Linked DNA regions of Mus musculus: region 1 is linked to region 2. A link is a loop called in an ENCODE intact Hi-C map of the cell type or tissue named here. Cell type or tissue: heart. All regions are shown on one strand. Each heading gives the region's core, and the rest is flanking DNA. Links, peaks and the distances in the headings are about the cores only.

What was found. Hi-C counts contacts between places; a loop is a spot of excess contacts. Peaks named below come from ENCODE experiments on the same cell type or tissue, not always from the same donor. Only the 100,000 strongest peaks of a DNase experiment are listed, where the experiment ranks them.
Region 1: it touches region 2 in a loop (5-fold over the local background); 14 of 42 quality-filtered maps call a loop at or near these places.

What each region holds. Positions count from the first base shown.
Region 1 is chr1:15,003,071-15,011,414 of GRCm38, reverse strand. No RefSeq gene overlaps it. Among named protein-coding and RNA genes, the nearest start is that of Trpa1, 88 kb to the right of the region's middle. In heart, for the core only: a CTCF peak has its summit at 3,591 (motif pointing left); no DNase peak of the experiment used is centred there.
Region 2 is chr1:15,674,219-15,682,562 of GRCm38, reverse strand. All of the region lies in intron 2 of Kcnb2 (potassium voltage gated channel, Shab-related subfamily, member 2), which reads right to left. Among named protein-coding and RNA genes, the nearest start is that of Gm51617, 61 kb to the right of the region's middle. In heart, for the core only: no CTCF peak of the experiment used is centred there; no DNase peak of the experiment used is centred there.

The sequences.
Region 1 (8,344 bases), core at 269-8,268, 670 kb after region 2:
GTGCCAAAATCAAGATGTCAGATGGGATTCAGGACAGAAAAAAAAATGGTAACAAATATAGATGGAATCAGAACTTGAAGTAACCACTTTCTTACTCACTAAATCAGAGGGTCTCAACCAGTGTGTCGCATCCCCTTTTGGGATCAAATGACCCTTTAATATGGGTCACGTATAAGATATCCTGGATATCAATCCTAAGTGAGGTAACCCAATCACAAAAGAACTCACATGATATGCACTCACTGATAAGTGGATATTAGCCCATAAGCTCAGAATACCCAAGGTACAATTTGCAAAACACATGAAACTCAAGAAAAAGGAAGACCAAAGTGTAGATACTTTAATCTTTCTTAGAAGAGGGAATAAAATACCCATGGCATTTTCAGACAAAGTTCAGGGCAGAGACTGAAGTAATGACCATCCAGTGATGGCCCCACCTGGGGATCCATTCCATAAACAACCAGCAAAACCAGACACTATTGTGGATGCCAACAAGAACTTGCTGACAGGAGCCTGATATCGCTGTCTTCTGAGAGGCTCTGCCAGTGCCTGGCAAAGCAGAAGTGGATGCTCACAGTCATCCATTGGACAAAGCACAGGGTCCCCAATGAAGGAGCTAGAGAAAGGACCCAAGGAGCTGAAGGGGTTAGCATCCCTATAGGAGGAACAACAATATGAACTAACCAGTACCCCCAAAGCTCCCTGGGACTAAATCACCAACCAAAGAAAAGACATGGTGGGACTGATGGCTCTAGCTATATATGTAGCAGAGGATGGCCTAGTCCCCCACCAATGGGAGGAGAGGCCCATAAAAAATACTTTATTTGAAATGTAAATAAAAAAATATCTAACAAAATTCTATAGAAATGTAAATAAAGAAAATATCCTATAAAAGAGAAAAAGCAATAAAGATATCCTGGATATCAAGTGTTTACACTACAATTCATAACAGAAGCCAAATTACAGTTATGAACCAACAACAAAAGTAGTTTTATTTGGGGGTCACTACAAAACGAGGAACTGTATTAAGGGTTGCAGCATTAAGAAGGTTGAGAACTGCTGCCTGTCTATGATGTCATGGCAAAGTACACTCTGATAGAAATGAATATGGAAGCCTCTGGGTCAGTCCAGAGTAGCTATTGGGCAGAACATGCCTAGAATATTCCCCTCTTATATAAAGGTAAGCCATTGATCAAGACCTTGTTGGGAAGTAACTGAAAGATTTTTGTAAAGATGATATTTAACAGACACCAGCTGCATCTTGATGGTGCCAGGGAAGGCTGCCATTGTCTAGTCTAGAAGAAGCTAAGGAATATAAGAATATACACCAAGAATTGGTCCTTCAATGAGCTCAATAGAAAGTCATCAAATATGAAAGTGGGTTTTTTCTTTTTATTGGTTTTCTTTTTTTTTTTTTGGTTTTTTGTTTGTTTGTTTGTTTGTTTGTTTTTTGGCGTATTTAGTGACAGTGTAGAAAAGCCAGAAGCCACCATCTAAGTGCTATTGTACTGGAGGAGTGTCTTGCCTACAGCATGGCAGCCATGTGTACGAGTATACAATTAAACTGTATTTTAAAGTTTGCTGATGTGATACATATTCTTATTTAGATAGAATTATCTCACTGTTCTACTCTCTTCCCATTTGTTAAATTTACCAAGCCTAGCTGACAGCTTTGAAAGCACATCAGTATGATTCAAACAGGAGCACTGACTCTTTTCTAGCTGTGTGGTCTTTGAGATGCTACTGAATTAAGTCTGCTTCCTTCTTGGTGAAATAGAAGTAGTGTGTCTCTCTGTGCCTCTTTTAAGGCATAGAAGGTCAGGAACTGCAGATCAGGTAGGCTAGTAAGAAAATAAAGACCAAATGCTGACAGCCTTCTTCCACTCTTCCTAATAAGGGCTTACTAAGAGAAACATCACGAAAGGGAGGAGTTTATCAGCCAAAGAAAATGTGCTTCTCCTTAGGAGTGTTTAAGTTGAATACCAAGATGTCTGCACCCATCTTCCTACAGGAGGGCTAGCACACTGGGACCGTTAGAAATTCAGATGTTTTTGTTGGTCCAGGAATTCTAGGTAACAGAAAAACACGACACCATTTTTAACTAGATGCCATTTAGTCTGAAAAAATCTGAACTTTAAGTTTTGAATTCTTAGACTAAAGTAGATGCCGTTTAAATCCCTGTGAGTCTTATTTTTAGCCTCTTATTGTTGAAAGTCCTAGTTCCAAGAGATAACAATGAGAGTGTGTTTCAGTATATACCAACAGGACCAAATAAATAAGCTCGCATCCTGGCAGAGTTTTACTCACTGAAGGAATGGCACTGAAATGTCATGTGAGAGATGCCATGATCGAGAGCTGAGAGAGAAAAAGATGACAGAAACTCTCCCTCAATTCAGTTCCGTGCAAACTCTGCCCATGTTAGGAAAATGTCCTGGGTACACAAAAACTGACAGGATGCCAGTCTGCTGTAAGGACAGGGGACTACAGAGGGTCACTGACAGCAGAGAGACACATGGAAGGGTAGCACCTTCAGCCAGTCCTCTACAGGGCTCCTCTGCAGACCCTTTGGGATGAAGGGTGTCCTGCTTCCTCTCACACACTTCTTGGCCAACACTATGCTAATAGCACTGAGCACAAAATCTGCTGCATTCCCAGAGTCTTTAAAGAGCTGCCTTGCAAATCTCTACTAAGATGTCCATATCTTGATGGCAGGAACAGGGAATTGTTCTCTGAAGACCTGAGTATTAAAAGCCCAGACCTGGGTTATTAAAACTTGCTGAAAGTATAGACAGGTTGGGCCTTATGGAAGATTCATAAATCATTGAGGCATGCGGCTGATGGTGATGGTCATAGCCTTGCCACGTCCTCTCTCTTTGCATCATGGGATGAGATTAACGGTACTGCAGATGCCTCCCTCCAGACACGAAACATCGAGGCCTAACATCTCATGGATGTTAGAGTAATTGAAAGTTGATTAACAAACCTACCAACTGGCTAAATTTTAACAAGTCTTAAATACATGAAATAAATAATTAAATAACATTCTGCAAAAAATTACAAACAGAAAGTCAGAAATAATAGTGAATTCTGAATAATTTTTATTTCAATACAATATTGAATGTATCTTTGGTTTATTTCTGTGTGGTAAATATGTATTGAATATTTGTAGGTGTCAATGTATTGTATATGTAGCATTATGAGATGAAGACATTATTCTTCATTTAAATTAGTTTAATTTGATAATTGGTGTTAAATGTTTAACTACCTAAAAGTGCCTTGATACCCTCCTATACCTATTTGTATGTCTTAAGTCATCAATTCATCTGGGTATGATACAATTTACACCAGTTTTATCAAATTATAATCAATATTGTCAATATTTTATTAACTTTTATTTTAAAGTCTTTTGAATCATTTCTATAAACTGTATGGTTTTACCAAATTTCACGCTTTGTCAGGTTTTACATAATTGCATTATCATGGATTAACAGTTGCCTGTTTGAGTTTGACTTCACACTTATCCGTTGAGACACAGGAAAGCACTTTGTCACAGTCCTTCATTTTTGAACCATTGTTGCCACCTAGTGGTAAAGTGTAGTATTTCTACAAACAGAAAGTCATTCTCTAAATTAACATAATCAAAGTCAATTATTTAATAAGAAGAATCCACTATCACTTAAATATCTCTAGGTATTGAATTAATTAGAATAATAAAATTGGTAGTTGTCAGCATTTACAGTAAGAAACGTTTTCATCAATATCACCGGAGTTTTCAATGCCTGACTTTCGTTCTAGTCTTGTGTGGTTGTGTTTATGGATGCAAAATAAAACTCTCTATATTCTCTCATAACTGTGACAGTGAAAAGATTGCACTTATATTACAACAGAATGTGCTGAGGTGCTCTTTGTGTCTCCAGCTTCCCTCCTCCTCCTCCTCCTCCTCCTCCTCCTCCTCTTCTGCCTTTTACTGAAGATACATAGAAACCTGTGCAAGTTTGTTTAGGGTTCCTGTCCTCATCCCCTGTCCAAGTGTAGTTATACATCGTTTGAACTCTTGAGATCAAAATAGCTTGAGACATAAATCTCATAAACATAAAACTTGAGTGGGGAGTTGTACAGTTTGGACAAGTGTGTTGTCAGAATTCAAGGTTAAAGTTTGAAAAGATCAAATGGATGAGTGTTCATAATTGCACAGGATTTCTATCCATGGTCACCTCCCTGTCAATGCTCAAGACGTTTTATTATTATAATTATTATTAGATATTTTCTTTATATACATTTCAAATGTTATCCCGAAAGTTCCCTATACCCTCCCCCGCCCTGCTCCCCTACCCACTCACTCCCACTTCTTGGCCCTGGCATTCCCCTGTACTGGGCCATATAAAGTTTCCAAGGGGCCTCTCTTCCCAGTGATGGCCTATAGGCCATCTTCTGCTACATATGCAGCTAGAAACATGAACTCTAGAGGTACTGGTTAGTGCATATTGTTGTTCCACCTATAGGTTTGCAGACCCCTTCAGCTCCTTGGGTGCTTTCTCTCAATGCTCAAGACTTAAAAATGGAAACAAACAAACAAACAAATTAAATTTAACCTCACTTATTAGTGTGTTCTTCTGTTGGGAGCCAGATCAACTAAAGACTTTCTCAGAGGTGCCAATGAAAGGACAAAAGAAAACGTCTGTGCCCTTGCCTAGTGGCAGATTTGGCAAGGACCAGACTGAGGCTGGAACCTGGGCCTCAAGTGGTTTGGGTTCCTAAGAACACTACCTTCTCTGCAGAAGGACCGTGGTTACTAAGTCCTAAGGTACCTGTGTCTGAGGCATCCTGTGCTCTCTGACAGCATTGTTGGACTTAGGTCTCCCTGGCCTTGGCCCATTCTCCTACAAATCACAGATAAAAGACTGTGCTTCTTGAGGAACTTGTTTGGTATAAGTTATCAGCGGGACTTCCTGGCTCCAGCTTCCTTGCTCCAGCTATCAGCCTTCTTTCTTTCTCATCCCTGGGCCTTCCCCACACACATCTCACCATTCTAAACCCTGATTCCCATGGGCTTGCGTTATTGTCCAGAAAAAGTAGGATCATGTGTATGAGTTCTCCAGAACGTCTTGGTCCTACATTCTTGCCAGAGAGGTAGTCTTGGTGGAGTCTCTAGTGTAAATTCTTCAAAGTCCATCTGGATGGTCCTCAGCAGAGCCCATAGCAGGTCTCTTCCTCAAGCCCTGCCTTTTCTGGGGATGGCACGTGAGCAACAGAGTCTGCCTTGACTGCATCCGAGGACAAAAAGCTGGTTTTACAGTTTGCTCCTGTACATGCTTTGGGGTGAGTTTATTTTTTCTCCCTCTGAGTTGCACCTGCTGGCTGAACCATGGGTTTGATGAAACCTGAAGAAATCAGCAAAAGAAACGGAGAGGGGCTTCTCTGTCTGAAGATTTCAATTGAAGAGTGATCATGGAAGTAGAATGTTGAGCGTAGTGATACACATCTGTGCACTTACTTCTGACACAGCAGCCTGCCACCTTTGTACTAAACTCAATTCCAACAGTGGCAATTCTTCTTGGCTCCAGAACTAAGGTGTTCACTCTTAAACCTCTCCTCCCAATGACTCCCGTGGACAGGGCCAAAAAGGAAGTCTCATGGCAAATGCATCTGGGAAATGTAGTTTTCAGGTTTTTAAATACCAGAGCAAAGTAAAGAATAGAAATGTGTACAAAATGAGCCCCAACAAGAAGTAACCACTACAGCCTTTTATTTGTCTATTAGTAGCAAGTCCTCACACTGGCCACAGCTAAGCCACCACACATCCATTACCATTTCATATTCCCACTCACAGGTGTGCTTGTTCCATGCATAACTGAAGAAGAATGAACCTTGTCTGAAGAAGCTGGAAATAGAAATCCACCTATAGATGGTGGCAAATTCAATTCATTCACAGGATCATCTTACTTACTCAGTAATGGAGAACATAGACCATAAAGTAATTCACTGGGCACCCAGAACCCACACAATGCCCAGGCATACTCTTTCCTTTCTGCCCTTCCCTTAAGATGTTTTCCTTGATTTTTTGAAGCAATCATATTACATGGTATAGTACCTTCTCTGGTAGTATGACGTGACCCTAATGACCAAGAGGCAGATCCAGTTTCCTTCTAGGATATAGTTACATCCTTAGAGACACTATCACGGTTCATAGACATGATCATGGGAGCCATAGTTTTGTGGGTAATTTTGTGGAGATTTAAAAGACCAGCTTTTGATTTCTAAACTTACATTTCTCGGCTATGAGAGAACGAGAACGAACAGTGGCAGTCATTCTGTGTTGATGCATACTGGATGGGAAAGGACATTCTAAAGAATTAGCTCCAAATTGAGGGGAACTCAATGATTTCTTTGTTTGCTTTTTGTTTGTTTGGTTTGTTTTTTTGGGTTTGGGGTGGGGTACTTTTTGTTTATTTTTACACCAAGACTAAAAAGAAAAAGTAAGAGCAATAAAATCTGAGTGTGGTATCATTTCCCTGTCTCAAGGAAATAATTTTCTTTGCTAGAAGAATTGATATTCAGGAAATACAATGAGAAACAGACCGTGGATTATGGTATAGTAGAGAGAAAGGTAAAGTAAAATTGTTGCCCAAAGAAGTATCTACCAGTTTCCATCTGTTCCCCAGAGCTAAGGCTGTCCAACAGCCCCCCACCCCCACCCAATACCCAAAACCCAGCCAGAGAGAGCTGGTCTCCCTGTAGTGCATTCACTCCTAAGCTCACAGGTGAGACCACTTTTGCTCCAATAATTGTCCAAAGGAGGATCCACTAGAAGCTCAACCCAGAACATCCAAAGAAAAGATCCTTCCATTCTTCATCTGCATCCTGGTGCGACGGCTGTCCCATAGCCCTCCATACTCAAATCCTTCCCAGAGTGGGCTGGTATTCCCAGGCGTGCTGACACACTTAAGAACACAGGCTCACAGGCCCACAGGAAGAACAAGCTCCAGCCAGAGACAGCAAGACCATCAGAGATAACTAATGGTGAGAGGTAAGCAACAGAAAGCAAGGCTACTTGGCATCTTCAGAACCCAGCAGTTCTCCCACTACAGCAAGTCTTGGATACCCCAACACACCAGAAAAGCAGTATTTGGTTTTAAACTCACATCTTGTGATGATGATAGAGGATTTTAAGAAGGACATAAAAAACACAGGTAAACAAGTGGAAGCCATTAAAGAGGAAAAACAAAAATGCCTTAAAGAATTACAGGAAAAGACAACCAAACAGATGAAGGAATTGAACAAAACTATCCAGGATCTAAAAATGGAAATAGAAACAATAAAGAAATCACAAAAGGAGACAACCCTGGAGATAGAAAACCTAGGAAAGAGATCAGGAGTCATAGATGCAAGCATCACCAATAGAATACAAGAGAGAATATAGTAGATAAAAGAGAGAATCTCAGGGGCAGATGATACCATAGAAAACATTGACACAATAGTCAAAAAATGCAAAATACAAAAAGCTCCTAACACAAAACATCAGGAAATCCAGGACACAATGAGAAAACCAAACCTAAGGATAATAGGTATAGAAGAGAGTGAAGATTCCTAATTTAAAGGTCCAGAAAATATTTTCAACAAAATTATAGAAGAAAACTTCCATAAAATGAAGAAAGAGATAGCCATAAACATACAAGAAGCCTGCAGAACTCCAAATAGACTGGAACAGAAAAGAAATTCCTCTCATCACATAATAGTCAAAACACCAGAAGCACAAACAAAGAATATTAAAGCAGTAAGGGGAAAAGGTCAAGTAACATATAAAGGCAGACTTATCAGAATTATGCCAGACTTCTTGCCAGAGACTATGGAAGCCAGAAGATGTCATACAGAGCCTAAAAGAACACAAATGCCAGCCCAGGCTACTATACCCAGCAAAACTCTCAATTACCATACATGGAGAAACCAAGATATTCTATGACAAAAACAAATTTATACAATATCTTTCCACAAATCCAGTCCTACAAAGGATAATAGATGGAAAACGCCAACACAAGGAAGGAAACTAAACCCTAGAAAAAGCAAGAAAGTAGTCTTCTTTCAACAAACCCAAAAGATGATAGCTATACAAACATAATTCCACCTCTAACAACCAAAAAGAGCAGGAAGCAACAATCAATATTCCTTAATATCTCTTAACACCAATGGACTCAGTTCCTCAATTAAAAGATGTAGACTAACAGACAGAATACATGAAAAGGACTCAGCATTTTGCTGCATACAGGAAATGAACCTCAGTGACAGAGACAGACACTACCTCAGAGTAAAAGGCTGGAAAATTTTTTCCAAGCAAATGGTCCAAAGA
Region 2 (8,344 bases), core at 241-8,240:
GTGCTTTGTTAATGAACGTATTCCATGTATTCTCACTACTACATGTCAGTTGATACTACTGATATTCCCAGAGAGATGCTGAACTCTGCCGGGCTGATTCCTCAGGTAGCCCTGTTAAATAAGGAATGGCTTAGAGATGCTCATCCTTTAGGGGAACAGTACTGGACAGGGCGTGGAGTCGGACGAAGGCTCAAAAGCGATGATCCCTGGGATTCCTGGTCTTATAATCTTATTATTTGTGCTTTAATAAGCACTGGTTTCTTTTCTCTCTGGCTCAAGGACCTCTCACTGGCCAAGTGAGAGGCTTGGGACTCGTTAACTATTTGTAAAGCAGAGAGAAAAAGAATTAAAATCTTTTACACAGGCAGTACACACACACACACACACACACACACACACACATTCATATACATACATACTCTGGTTGGACCTGAATACCTAGCTCATCAACTCCTCAAGTATTTATGCACACTTACATGTACACACATATGCCTACACACACATATATAGAGAAACAGACATATACATATATATGCCTCATTTGATCATAATGTACACCTGTGGCATCTTTCTTGGCTCTGACCTAGAATGAATGTTTTTCCTGGATCACAAATTTGTCCCAAGCCTATTTCTCTTTTTAGTGTAATTGTGAAAGCTCATTGTATTTCTTATTATGCAACTTTTACTTAAGATTTTATGAGGAATGGGCACATTCTATTCTTGAGTCTAGCTTTATTATATATTTCTGGCAAAACACCCTAAAACCACCCCTTAAAACTTCCTAGTATTATTTAAACCAAACCAAGAATCCTATAAAATCACTAATTCATCTAAACAGCATTAATTCATGGGAGTTCATTTTAAAGTTGATTTGTAGGAAATCTGTCCAATAGGGTGGGCTGATGCCTAAGAATCATTAGACTATGTAATAGTGATCAGCTGCAAGAAGCAATCCTGAGGTGAAGTCTCCTGGGACCTTGCCTCTCAGATTTCTCCCATTGTAGGCCATGCAGAAACAGCCACCTCCAGGAAAGTCACCTGCCAGTCTTAGCCTCTCCCAGATGGCTCCTGATACTCACACTCAAACTAGAACCAAGGAAGCACACAATTCCAGCCAGCCAAGAGCTGATGCTCAGTGTTTGGGTGCCAGGTGCTGCGGGGAGGGGCATCCTGATTGACAGAAAGAGTACTCGGCTTGGGCTGTGGTATATTTTGGTCAATGCTTATAGTAGACTTTTCTTTAATCATGGCTAGGTAAAAGTGCTTGCTATGAAGTCTGATGACCTGAGTTTGATTCTGTAGATCTAAATAATGGAGTTGAGAACCAACTTCCATAAGTTGTCTTCTGACCTCTACACACATACAGTGGCATGTGTACCTCTTCCTACTAAAATAAATAAGTAGGTAAATAAATAAATAAATAAATAAGAAAGCAAATCACTTGGTACCTCGGTTTATTAATCTGTTCAATGTCATTTTGAAGTAAAAGATTTGTATGGTGTGTGCATGTGTGTGTGTTTGTTTGTTTCACCTCAGTTGTGAGTTTAGTTGGAATAAAGCTTGTTAGTCTGAGGGTAAATAAAGATCCTAACACAGATGAATTGAATGTTCACACAAGGACAAGTGCCAATTTCAAGTCTGTCTGTGTTCCCTGTAAATGAAGGGGATGCAAAGCTGGTCTCAAATCTCCAAAAGTCATTGAGAAGACTCTCAACTGGAGCCTAGAGATGTGGTCTGTCATTGGAATTTCTGCTTCCGAGAGACCTTTTAATATTTACGAAGTAAAATAAATTCTCCAATTGGATACACATGCAATGCAGAAAATTGCTACTGATGTTATATTGCGTTTAATGTCTTTTTCAAAAACTCCTTGAGAAAAGAATAAACACATTATGCTTGGATGGCATATTCTATAGAGGAAGTCTCCTCTGTAGAAATGACTTTAGAATTATTACTTTCTCTTTCCTTTGCCAGTGTCTGACAGTGCATGATAAAAAATTAGGATGGGGGCATCCAAAGCTAGACCCTGAGTTTTTTTTTTTTTTTTTTAATCACATGCCAAACAACAGCACAGAGGTAAAATCTCATTACTGCAAGTCAGAATACATTTGTTCTTGTGCTGCTGATATGGATTATTTTTAATAAGTACACTCGCATATTAACTAACTATCCATATTTGTAGATTCTTTTCACCTGCTGTAATTTTGCTTTTGTTCCTACCCATCTATAAAAACACTTGTCTTGGGGTCCTCCCTGATCATGACTTAATCCAGAATGCAATGGGTCCTTACAGTCCCTTTTCAGGTGCTTGATAAAAGTTTCTTCTATGTACCACTTCCTCATCTTGATGTCACCCACTTCCTCCAATGCCAGGCTGAAATTGCCTGCTCTTTATTTCCTTCATGCCCGCCACACCTCTGCAGCCGAGTCTCACCACCCCAGTGTTTGCCAATCACTGCTAGCGTTCCTTTTATTCTTCCAGTCATGTCAGTGGTTCCCTATTACCATCTAGACACAGGTGGTTCTCAAATCTACATTTCTAAGAGAGTTGCTGCCACTATCAGTAGTGATATACTGAAACTCTGTGCTTCTCAACATTATATCACCCAATAGCTTATGAAATAGACAATGCCATCTTCCTATCAGTTGTAATGTTCTCTTTTGTCTGTGACTCTATGTGCATGTTGGTCCTACATCTGGTAATGTTCCTTCTCTTCTCACCCCACTGGCATACATCTGGTTTGCAATTAGATCACATGTCCTCTGGCTCTGCCCTGAGACCAGGTTGAGTGCAGCTTCAATGTTTCTCCTTGTTTCTCCCATCAGATCATTTGCTACACCAATGGCTCTTCTGTGGCTGTGTTGCTTGTTTCTAAGCTTTGTAACGATAGTGGCCATATCCACAGCCTTTCTTTTGACTATTTATTTATTTATATTGAAAATCTTTGGAATGTGAGCAGTGTTTGGCAAATATTGGTTGGCTGTCTGACTAAACCTGAAGTTTTAAACTTCTTGAGACAATTTGAAAAATAACCAAGAAGAAAAATAGTTACTCTTTTCCTATTCTTATAGTACCATGGGTATAAGATGGTTGAGATCAGCCCCTGCGTTGAGGGTATTTTTGTTGATGGGTCTACTAAGTCAGAGGGGTGGAAGCATCTTTTAAAGGGTGTTCCTCCCAACCCTTGTTGATCCTCTAAGGAGCGGCAGGCATGTCTGAGGTTATGTGACTCAGCACTGCTCCTGCTGTTCTGCAGCTGCTGTGTTTGTATGAATCTCACCACTTCTGACTTTGGCCATAGCAACACCTTTCTTCTTGCCTTTGCCTCTTCCTTTCCTAGGCCTCTCTTTGTCCTTCAGCCTCCATGAACCTCCTAAGTTCTTAACCTGGTCATTGTGGGTTTGACATTTCATAACTTCTTGTTTATAAGGCACGTGGCAGTGCTTCTGAGAGGCTGTTTATAATTCTGCCCAACTCTTATCTTTCTAGCCTCACTTGCCTTCTAAGCCTAGTCATGCTCATTTTGCTGTAGCACACCACGAGCTTGCGGTTGCTCCATCCATCCATTCATCATTCCCTAACCAATCCACCAACTGACAGAGTGGTACTGAGTGCCAGACATTGGAATAAATTGCTGAACAAATTTAGACATGATTCCTGTTCTCAATTTCTGGAGACAAGCATTAATCAAATGATCAATAAGCGAGTTTATTTACAATTAAAATAAGATCTGTGAAGGAAATACTGAGACTTAGTGCCATGAAGATGGCTGTCGTGGACTTGAGGGTCAGGGATGCTTCTCTGAAAACATGGTGTTGCAAGGAACAGAAATGACAGAACTAGACAGACACAAAACAGTGCCTCCAAAATCCTCGCTGAATGAAACAAAAATGCCATGGAAATACTTAAAAGGAGAAAGTTAGTGTAGAGCTTGTCTTAGATGAGAGGTCCGATAGACAGTGTCCTAGGACGCTGGGAAGGGGACTTGACTTCCTCATCAAATAAGGGGACAAACGAACTGAAACTCACAGTAAGAACTGATCGGCTAAGGCTTTAAACCTTATTCTACATGTTCTACGTGTTATGTTAGATATTTACATTGTCCACTAGGTTCGTAGACATCTGAAAGTCCTCCTTCAGGCTCCTCTCAATCTAAAGTCTTAATTACAGTGACACAGAGAGAAAAAGATGCAGACACTGATGATTGGACACATTCTTCTTGTATAATCTGACTTAGAAGCCTTCTACACAAAGCTTTGATTTTTTTGTGAGGGGTGGGGGAATGAAAGAATCTAAATATCTCTCAGTGTGCTTTGAGGTCAGGTGCTAGACTGCACATGACAAGGGTGCTAAGCCAGGTCTGTGCAGTGAGGCAGTCTGTAGCCTTAGATTGACTTCATTTGCTCAATACACATTCTCTCCTATGCAGTCTACAGCTTTAGAAGATGTACTTTTAAGTTGTTTTTGAAGACTGTTCTTTGGTTTTATTTATCAAGGATACTTCATGGTTGGTTAATTCTTTGTAAATAAAAGGAACAAAGAACACATACTTATCAGCAAGCAACTATTTTTACTTCTAAGCAAACAAACATTGATTAGCTTGTCTGCTATTAGTGGCAACATTCTTATGGTGGCACTGATGGTACTGTATCTTTGGGTAGAATATAGAAGATATATCCTTGTAATCATAGACTCTCAGTCATAATTGCCCCATGCATTGTTCAAGGACAGGTAATATGAGGTCACAATGGGTAGCTCTGGTGGCAGAAGTGTGACAGAACTTAACATTCATTAGAAAGCAATCAAATGATGAGGCAGTCTGCTGTCAGGAAAGTTATATTTTAGAAAGTCAAAACATTGTGAGTCACTCCTTTAGAATGCAGTTCTCTATTTTGGCTCCATCTCATTAATTTGCAAACTAACTTCTACTCTAAGAGAGGAAATGATTTTTTCGTAAACCATCCTAGTAGCTTTCTTTCATGGTATAGTTTAAGTATTTTTGAAACTATTAAATATTCTGATTGTAAAAAAAAATATGGTAACAAATGGTTTTCCTAAATTATTGATGCTCTTGTTTATTAATTAGACCTCATTTTAGGACTAATGGTGATTGGGACTTCTTGAAAGGTTTCTGAAGCCAACTAGGATCAGAAGCTCAATAGGGAAATAAAAACAGGAAATTCGCATGAAAAACATTGAAGGGTTAGGGATTAAGATACCAGACTTGACTCTTTGTAGCAGAGAAGAATGAACAAAGGAGGCATGCTAGGTCCTTGCTTTGCTTTTCTGTGTTCTTATTTCTTCTTCCATAGCTGCAGACAGCTATGCTCATATGCAGGACATACATGGAAGCTCCAGGGTGGCTTGACAACGCACCAGAAGAGTGAGGATGAGTTAAACAGTGAGCTGCTTCAGATGGAGTGGAGAAAAGTCTTGCTCAGGAAGAACTCCTATGGGTTAGGCTTGTGGGAGTCTGCATTCCCCATGTCTCCTGATGTGTACCCCAGATATCTCATATTAATTCCTGATGTTCTGGAAGCTCCAAGTAAGCTCACGATGCCTCATGGACTGTAAGTAAGGTCTAATTACCATCTTCCCAACCCTTCCAGTAAGTCTACGGTTAACGTTGGGCTTTTGGACTGGATTCAGTATTTGTGAGATGATGGCTTTTTAAAATTTTATTTTATTTTATTTTATTTTTTCCAGAAGCAGGGCTATGTCACATATGCAAACAGTTGAGATACTCTCTCTTCAGTGGACCCTAAGGGTATTCTCAGGACTTGTATCCACAGCTGATTAGAAACCAATACCTGAGCTGGGGTGAAGTAGTAGGGTCTTAAAGTAGTAGGGCCTAGTGAGCATATCTGAGGACCTGAGTTTGATCCTCATACTATAAATAAAACAAAGCAACGTTCATAGCTGAGGACAGGTTATTGTGACTAGGCCTCTGGTTTGGTTTTGGTATAACCTTTCTTTCCTACCAAATGCTCCCATCCCATTCAACTCATGTAATTTTCTATTCTTCCGAAATTCTAGCACATGGAAAGTTCCACAAGGTTCTGAGAGGTTTGAGGCTGCTGGTGGTGTCTTTGTTTAAAGCTTCTGCAATTCAACTGCTTTTCCTTAAGTTCCAGCAGAAGGGCCAACATGGAACAGAGAACAGTGTGACTCTGTGGGTGGTGGACATAGGTGGCAGGAGAAAGTGGAGGACAAGTAAGAAACCTTGAGAATGCTATTCCTGTGGCCTATGTGGTCTTTATCAGTCTGCTGTCAGCTTTAAAATATATTCAGTTATTTTGCTTTTCAGAAGTCAAGCTTAGCTTCTAAAAGATTTTGAGAAGCGGTAACATACTTTGGCTATTAGGTCATCAGGGAGCCATTGAAGGTGAGGTTAGTGTTTGCCAGCTGGTTTTCTTTTTCTTTCTTTTTCTTTTCTTTTCTTTCTTTTTTTTTTTTTTTTTTTTTGGTTAAAGGAGGATAAAGATTGCTTCTTCAGATCTTGTCAGATTTGTTTCAGAGTTCAGGGATAGCTGTTACTTATCCATCAGTCTATTCACTTGACTTAGTTACTTTTCTATTGCTGTGATAAGACATAATGACCAAGTTAACTTATAGAAGAGGGAGGTGATTTGGGTCCTACATTTTCAAAGGATTAGAGTCTGTGACCATCATGGTAGAGATTATAACATTACGCAGGGAAGCATAGTGCTAGAGTGTAACTGACAGCTTACATCTGATCCACAAGCACAAGGTAGAGAGAGACACTGGGAATGACCCAGTTTTTGAAACCTAAAATCCTATCTCCAGTGACACATCTCCTCCAACAAGGCCACACCTCCCAATGTTATATCAAGTGAGGCTCAAGATATGAACCTATAGGAACCATTCTCATTTAAATTTAAACTACCACACCACTTGTCCATCCATCAGTCTACTCACACTTTCATCTATTCATCCATCCATCCATCCATCCATCCATCCATCCATCCATCCATCCATCCTTACACACACACACACACACACACACACACACACACACACACACACTCCTACCTGCGCATCCATCTGTCTACCCATATAGGCTATGTAAGATACAACAGTGAATGAAACAACATTTTTCTCTCTAGAGCCTAGATTTGGAAAACAGTTAAATAAAAAAAAAGTTCTGCAAAGTGATAAAGTTTTCAGTATAAAGTTATACAAAGTACTATGGTAGCATTGATGAGGACCACTTTAATTTTTTTTTAAAGTACCAAAGATACATAAAGATAGCCAGCTAAACTAATTTAGTTTGGACCTGTGTTTTTTCCTCTTGTCCAATTTCAAAATGTCTAAGACCGTTTCAGGGGCAGTAGAAACAGGAAGTGAAATTAATCTTGTATGGAAAGTTTCCTACTTTGGATAATTGAATTTCAAAGAATCTAAAACTGTGCACACTTAAAAATAGTACAGTAGTTATAGGTCTCAATAATAGAAACCTGTAAACACATCAACTTGCAAAAATAATTGGTGACATGGCCATCTTATGTATGCAAAGCAAATCATTTAGATAAAAATAGCATAATGGGAAAATGCTGGTATAAAAGTTTAAAATGAGAAGTAGAAATATTTTAATTATGCAGTTCTTCTCAAACTGCTTTTATAAATAAGCCATGTCTCCTTTTTAACATACTTGATTCATCTGAGAATAAACCTTTTTTTTTTTTTGGATTGTAGTTATTTGTTTATATTTCCAAATGATTTTTATCTGTTTCAGGTATATAGTCTCATCAAATAAAAAACATTATGTCTTACCCATCCATGTACTCTACAAAATTAATTCCTTGTTAAATAAAATTATACCTCCATTGAATAAAGAAATATATTTCTTTTCTTTCCAAAACTTAGTGTAGCCAAAGAGAAAAACTTTTGTGTTATTTATCTGACCCTGATTTGGAATACCTGGTGTTTTAGAATTCTAGCTTTCCTGGGGAAGAGCATCTTTCAATATTTTATTAATTCTTTGGGAATTTTATACATACATGCAGTGTGTATTGATCATATTCACCCCTCCTACTTGCATCTTTAATTCTGCGAAGATCCATCTCCCTTCCTTACCCCTTCCCAATTTTGTGTTTCTTGTCTTTTCTTTTTTCATTTAACAATACAGCAGTGCTAATTTGTGCTGCTCATCTATTCCTGGGTATAGGACCATCCACTAAAAACAATCATTCTACTAAAGGCTATACCCTTAAACAAATCCCTAACATTCCTCCCCAGAGTCCACCAACTGTCATAGTTCTACAGTTACAGGTGGACTCATGAGTCCAGGGAAAAATAATCTTTTTAAAGATGTAGGGTCAT